Regions from separate parts of the Homo sapiens genome. Here region 2 is linked to region 1. A link is a contact called in ENCODE Hi-C data. All regions are on one chromosome and are shown on one strand. The core of a region is the stretch at or near the end of the contact, and the rest is flanking DNA. Distances in the headings are between cores, read along the strand shown.

Evidence for each region. A loop is a pair of places that touch in the nucleus more often than their neighbours do. Pooled maps may share reads with other maps.
Region 2: a loop to region 1 is called in a map with no recorded cell type, with 4 times the contacts of the local background. The contact joins the enhancer-like site here to the promoter of LINC01684 in region 1. A Hi-C loop is called at or near these places in 1 of 37 single-sample maps with no recorded cell type and 1 of 50 pooled maps.

Annotation. Positions count from the first base shown.
Region 1 is chr21:24,426,916-24,430,106 of GRCh38, forward strand. LINC01684 (long intergenic non-protein coding RNA 1684) reads left to right here and starts at 1,825. Exons shown (of 3, transcript NR_135519.1): 1 at 1,825-1,989.
Region 2 is chr21:25,368,807-25,372,143 of GRCh38, forward strand. No RefSeq gene overlaps it. Among named protein-coding and RNA genes, the nearest start is that of LINC00158, 61 kb to the right of the region's middle. Within about 2 kb of position 1,630, at least 3 of the 41 ENCODE cell types and tissues checked have a DNase peak (open chromatin) inside an H3K27ac peak, as active enhancers do.

The DNA.
Region 1 (3,191 bases), core at 575-3,074:
TCTTCAACATTATCTCATCCCTTCTTAAAGTTAGCTATCTGTTGTAAACTGCTGATTTATTGGGGGCATTGTTTCTATAAAGTTTTCTCTTTTTTTCTTCCACAGAATAGAAAATATGGGAAAATTTCCCACTCACTTTATGAGACTTTTATAACTTTGGAATTAACTTTATGGGGACATTACAATTCAGGAGAATTACAAGCCAATTTTATTAATGAATGCAAGTAAAATCCTACATAAAATATGAAGACATCAAATGTACCAATTTATGAAAGGGAAACTGTGATGGACATTACCCATAAACTTTTTATAAGGTATTAATCATGTGATCATTCTTCCACTTAATGATTACCATAAATTTGATGTTTGTTCTTTCTTCAATTTTCACAGATTTCATGTTGCTCTGATAGGGCTTTTGTCAAACCAGTGTCCTCTCCTTGGTGCCTCAAACTAGATCATATTTAGACAAGTTAGGAAAAGTTGCAACAGGCTGGGTGTGGTGGCTCATGCCTGTAATCCCAGCACTTTGGGAGGCCGAGGCGGGCAGATGGTCAGAGCTCAGGAGTTTGAGACCAGCTTGGGCAACACGCTGAAACTCCGTCTCTACTAAAATACAAAAAATTAGCTGGGCGTGGTGGCAGGCGCCTGTAATCCTAGCTACTTGGGAGGCTGAGGCAGGACAATTCCTTGAACCTGGGAGGCGGAGGTTGCAGTGAGCCGAGATCACCCCACTGCACTCCATTCAGGGCGACAGAGTGAGACTCCACGCCGTCTCAAAAAAAAAAAAAAAAAAAAAAAAAAAAAAGAAAAGAGAAGAAAAGTTGCAACAAGTTAATATAAGTTTATTTTGGTACAAAAAATGTTTAAAATTGATACATAAGTTTTATGATAACAATTTTTTATGAACATCTTGAAGACCCTTAGTTTGAGAAGAAAAAAAGAAGTACTACATGGAAACATTCACTCAGTTCAAAAATAATGACTATTAAGCAACGGTTCTATGAGAAAGGTACTATTAATTTGTAATGAGAAAGAGCCTATGGATCATCTTATATTTTTAAAATTGAGGGGACAACAAGAATGTTTACTATAGGGCTATTATAGCACATTCGTGAAAAAGGGAGTCAGAATTTAAAAGAACAACATTGGCAAAGATTACTTATTACACTTCATGTTTGTGACCAAGATTTATCAATAGAAAAGTACTCTTATTTTACCTAAAACTTTTAATCCTTAAAGATCTTTACTATGTTATATTGCAATTTTCATAAAGATGGCCAAGTAAAAAAATTATAGGGAAACAATGTACTCTGGTTTCAACTAAAGTCAGAAATACTATACTTCAGTAAAGCACACTTTAATTAAAATTTAAAGAATTATTTAACACTCCCAATATTTGATCGATTAAAGTTGGCAAAAGTCAGAAAGTATTTGGCATGTAAAATTTCCCTTTAATGGTTAGATGTAATGAGGCATTTTTTTAAGTGTTTTAGAATAACCCCTGGGAATACCATCACTAGAAATACTAACTGGAATATTTAGTGAGTAAAGCAAATGCCACATTCTTGGGTACCTACAAAAAAAATCTCACTTTCAGAGAGGCACAAATTATGCATCTTATTAATGTGCAGAACTAGATCTACAAATGGGCAATCAGAAAAAACTGAAAACTCTCAAAAAGCTAAGTTCTTAGGAGAAATGTGTATATTTGGGACAATAGTAAATAACCCCTTAAAAGAAGTAAATCCAGTCCTCAAAGCAAAAGGGCGAGTCTGAGAGCAAGAGCCCCAGAGAAAGACGCCGGAAGGAAGTCGTAGATGTAGGAAGTGACTGTAGGTTTAGATGAATGGAAAATGAACTTGCCAGTTCACAGCTATGTCCTTCCCAATTTAGGAGGTTAAGGGCAGGAAAAACATGAGAAACTCTTTTGAGAAGCTGCACAAGCTGACATGGAGGATCAAGGATTTCAAAAGCTTTGAATATAAAGAGGTGAGAATTTTTATTTTATTTTTTTACTATTATTCTGGTCTGTTGGTTGAGCTCTGAGGTTAACATCTTACAACACTTTAAAGTGAAACTAAAACAAACACATCATTTTTAAAATTGGCCATATCCGGAGCCCAGAAAAATATTACAAATAGTAACGTGTCCTTTCGGACACCTCATAAAAATTTAGGGAAGAGATATATGGAAATACCTTTTAAACACTTGGCAAATAGAATAGGTTTCAATTACATCAGATTATAGTTTTTAGTCTGACAGTTTGTGTCTGGATGTACAACGGATTAATTTTATTAAGTTTGTTGGAAGAGTTATTGAAACAACAGGTTTCAATTATTTTGTTCTCACTGAAATCTGTTTCACAAAATGGACCACTGAAATAAGAAAAATGGTTTCAGTTTATTTTAATGTGATTTCCTGAGTGGAGAGAATTTTCTACATATATATGTAAAAGTCAAGTTATTGCTTATGAATACAGCATTACTTTTTAACTATTCTATTAAAATAATATTCTCTTAGATTTCAATAACATGTAATGTGCACGTATTACACACATGAAAAGTCAATTCTCATGGTCACTCACACTAAGGTGAGTGAATATATGACTGTCCTCTGCATGTGATGCTCAGGATATCTCATGAAAATGTACAAATTGTCATAAATGGAATTTCCTAGCACTGCTATCTTACCATAAAAATGATGTGGTGATAATAGTGGTAAACAAAATTGTCAGAGATCAAATGTGACATATCACTATTCATTTAAGGTATAAAATGGCTGTTGATAAGATATTTGGAAATGGATATAGCATGATCATAATACAGAAATTACAAATATTGCTACAAATTACAATTTTTAGAATTTGTTTTAAGATATTTCATTATCACTAAACAGGCTTCAAATGCCTAGTGAACTGATAAATCCCACTGCCAACTGATTTGTTTCAATATGATGTGTTCATTGCTTGTATTTGGACCTATTAATAACTTGCAGAGCTAAGAAGTATGTGCTTTCCTTGCATCTTTATTGTACTCCAACTCTATTCCCTGGAAGATAGCCAATGTAAAACAATATTAATTTAATACCAACTTAAATTTTGCTTCATACAATTTTCAGTTTATATGAGAAGGTAATTTCTTTATGGATTCTGAGTTAAAATGAAATTTTAAGATTTCAAAGTTTATTATTGT
Region 2 (3,337 bases), core at 380-2,879, 940 kb after region 1:
GTTCTGGCCAGTTTACAGAGGCTGCATGCTAGAGTGCCTCGTTTTTTTCGCTTCACTTTTTTGACCCAATTGTAATGCATTTAAAGGTGAAGTCTCCACTCCCAACGTGAAATGGGACACATGTAACATGCATGTTTATTCAATATGCATGCATCAGGATCTTCTTTGTAAATATTCATAGCTTCTCCTATAACTGTTGAATATATATGTGTAGCCAACCTGTTTAGCGTAAAGCTCCTGCCCCAACCCCCCCTCCTATGCAGTGCCTGTTAACAGTCTCTGCTGGAGGCTACACTTCCCAGCCTGGCAGGATGGCTACCCTGCAGTCTGTAACCCTTTATAAAAAATAAAGTCTCCTTTCCAAAGTACATAGGCAATTGAAGTAGAATATAATAAGTGATATGAAGTATAGAGAAAATGATCACCTGTCTAGCTGGAGGATTGAGAGTAGGCTTCTAAGATAACATCCAAACTGACTCTTGAAGCATAAGAAACCCATTTTACCTGGGATTATCCAGTTGAAAAACCAAGGCAGGGGCAGCCAGGAAACTCCATGTACAAATTAGAGAAAACAAAGTTTAAGTCTCAGTTTCCTTATAAAAGTTAGGACCAGGATTTAAACTCAGCTTTGACTCCAAAGATTGTGTTTATTCTACTTCCACCAAAATTTAGAAAGGAAAATGGTAGTAGATGCATATACAACTGCCTCTCCATCCTTCACAGGTGTATCTAGAGCCAACTCTCACCACTGTGATTTTCCAGGACATGGTTTTCTTACCCTGTTGCTCCCATGAAGAACAAAATGCAGTTTGAACTAGTTGACAACAGTAACATAGAGAGTTCTGAAGTACTTTTTTGACTGCCAAAGCTCCCCTGATGGGAGTTGGCAGCAGAAATACTTTCTGGGTTAGACAATTACTGGTAGTAAAGAATCCCTGAAGGTTACACCTAACTCCAGTTATGCCATTACTTACACCGAATGTTGACCTACCCATGTATAATAGGCAGCAAAGAAATATTTTTTAGTTAGTGACTGAGAGCTCTTTTCATACAATATTATAGTTCTCATATTTTTAACAATTATTACTGATTGTTCTAATTTTAAATAGTTGTTTAAATTTCATAGAATAAAATATGTGTCACCTTGCCAGAATAACGAATATGGTTTTATGATTCAGTGTTTAGCTAATGCAAAATACCTCCTCGAGACTCACCCCAAATGTTTCAGGAAGGAATCCAAACAATTTTTATTAGGAAATGACAACATGTAACTAGAATGTAAAATTAAGGAACTTACAATAAAGCAAGCTTCAGTGCAATCACTTATTTCAGCAGTTGATGGATTCTATTAGCAGAGTCGTTTTGGCACTGGTTTCCAGGTGGAGCATGATTAATCATTACTCCTGCAAGGCACTCATTCATCATTACCCAAGTAAATAAATATTTTTACATCTTTAATTTTAATACCTAAATCAACCAGAAAGAAATTAGTCTATTTACTTGGGGGTGAGAGAACTCTGTAGAAATGAAGGTCTGTGTTGATTGACTAGGAAGGAATCCAGTACCACATCAGCAGCGTAGCCCAGGAATGGGAAGCAGAGATCACAGCTCTGACTCATGTTCGATATGAGGTGGCCCAGAGCTCCCAGTGTTTCTGAGGCTGACTCAGAACTCTGAGTAGGACTGTGGTGAGCCAACAGTCGCCATGGAATATGAACGAGACACATGGGTTTTGATGTGATGTGACCTCATGTGATGTGGTGTAGCTGGAAGGGCCTCCTGGCACAGTGCTGGGCCCAGACTTGGGGGTCAGGACCTGTCAGATGAATTAGCTTCTGAAAGAGTCAGCCATGCTGCCAGCAAACACTGTGGGTGGGCTTGGTATAGAGGATCGCCTGGTCAGTGGTTCTCAAACTCGAGCATGTCAGAATGAACTGGTCTGCTGGTTAAAAATGCAGATTTCAGACCAGGTGCAGTGGTTCACATCTGTACTCTCAGCACTTTGGGAGGCCGAGGCAGGTGGATCACTTGAGGCCAGGAGTAAGAGACCAGCCTGGGCAGCATAGTGAGACCCTGTCTGAACAAAAAAATTTAAAATAAATTAGCTGGGTATGGTGGTGCTTGCCTATAGTTCTAGCTACTTGGGAGACTGAGGCAGGAGGACCACTTGAACCTACGAATGAGGCATTACAATGAGCCGTAATCACACTACTGAACTGTAGCCTGGGTGAGAGTGAGAACATGTCTCAAAAAGAAATGAAGATTCTCTGGCCCAATCCCAGAAGTTCAGATTCAGTAAGATAGGGATGGAACTCAGAAATGCGCATTTTTAAAACTTACAGTGTAGGTTTCTGATGAGAAAGCATAGTCTAGGAGGTAATGAAATAAATAAGATAAATACCTTAAATTCTACCTGGCAGGATGAACAATAATATATAAAATCCAACAAATAAGGTTTCATGGCATAAGTACAAAGAAAGAAATTTGCCATTACCACCCTCTCACTCTGGCTACACTATAGGTAAGTGTAAGCGCCTCATATGTTGTTTCCAATTTTCAGAGGCTATTAAGAAATTACTAATAAGATCTTACATTTATATTTTAATTCAAAAATTTTCATTTACTTTAATATACCAGTTGAGTGCATAACAGGCAGTTCTCTTGTAGTGGAAAAGGTATCATATCAGATACTAAAGGAAAAAAACTGAATTCAAATCACAATTTCATTTCTGGCTAAATTTATCATATTGATATGTGATAAAGCAACTCAATTTCTTTGACTTAAATCTTGGAATAATATTACCTGTGGAGAATGATCGTTATAAGAATTAAGTGAAAAGCGTATAAAAGCTCTGATGATCGTACCTGGTATATAGAGAAATCTCTGAAATTTTTTTGTCTAGATGGATGAATGAACAAACACACACTTGAGTGGATGAGAAACTTTTTTGAAATTAAGTGAATGATGAAAATATTGGCAAACATGACATGTTAGCTTTCAATTTAGTGGCAAACATGATGAATTCTTTCATTATTTTAATTACCAATTACTTCCTTGTCTCAGTGTATTTTTACCCACTAGAATCACAAGTGACATCATTCCTTATTTTTATCCTGCTTTGCTTTGATTTCTTACATAGCCTTGATGTAAATCATTTAAAAATCCCATTTAAACCACAGACCAGCAGAGCCTGGCAGCCTTTGGATTTAGTGCTGTTGAACCATACAGGAAAACTAATTTGTTCCTTTGGTTTTCATTTTGTGCATCCTTCCCATCTTATTCACTACTTTTATTAATTTCTAGAGCATGGTCTGTGAGTAGCTCCACAGAAGTTCG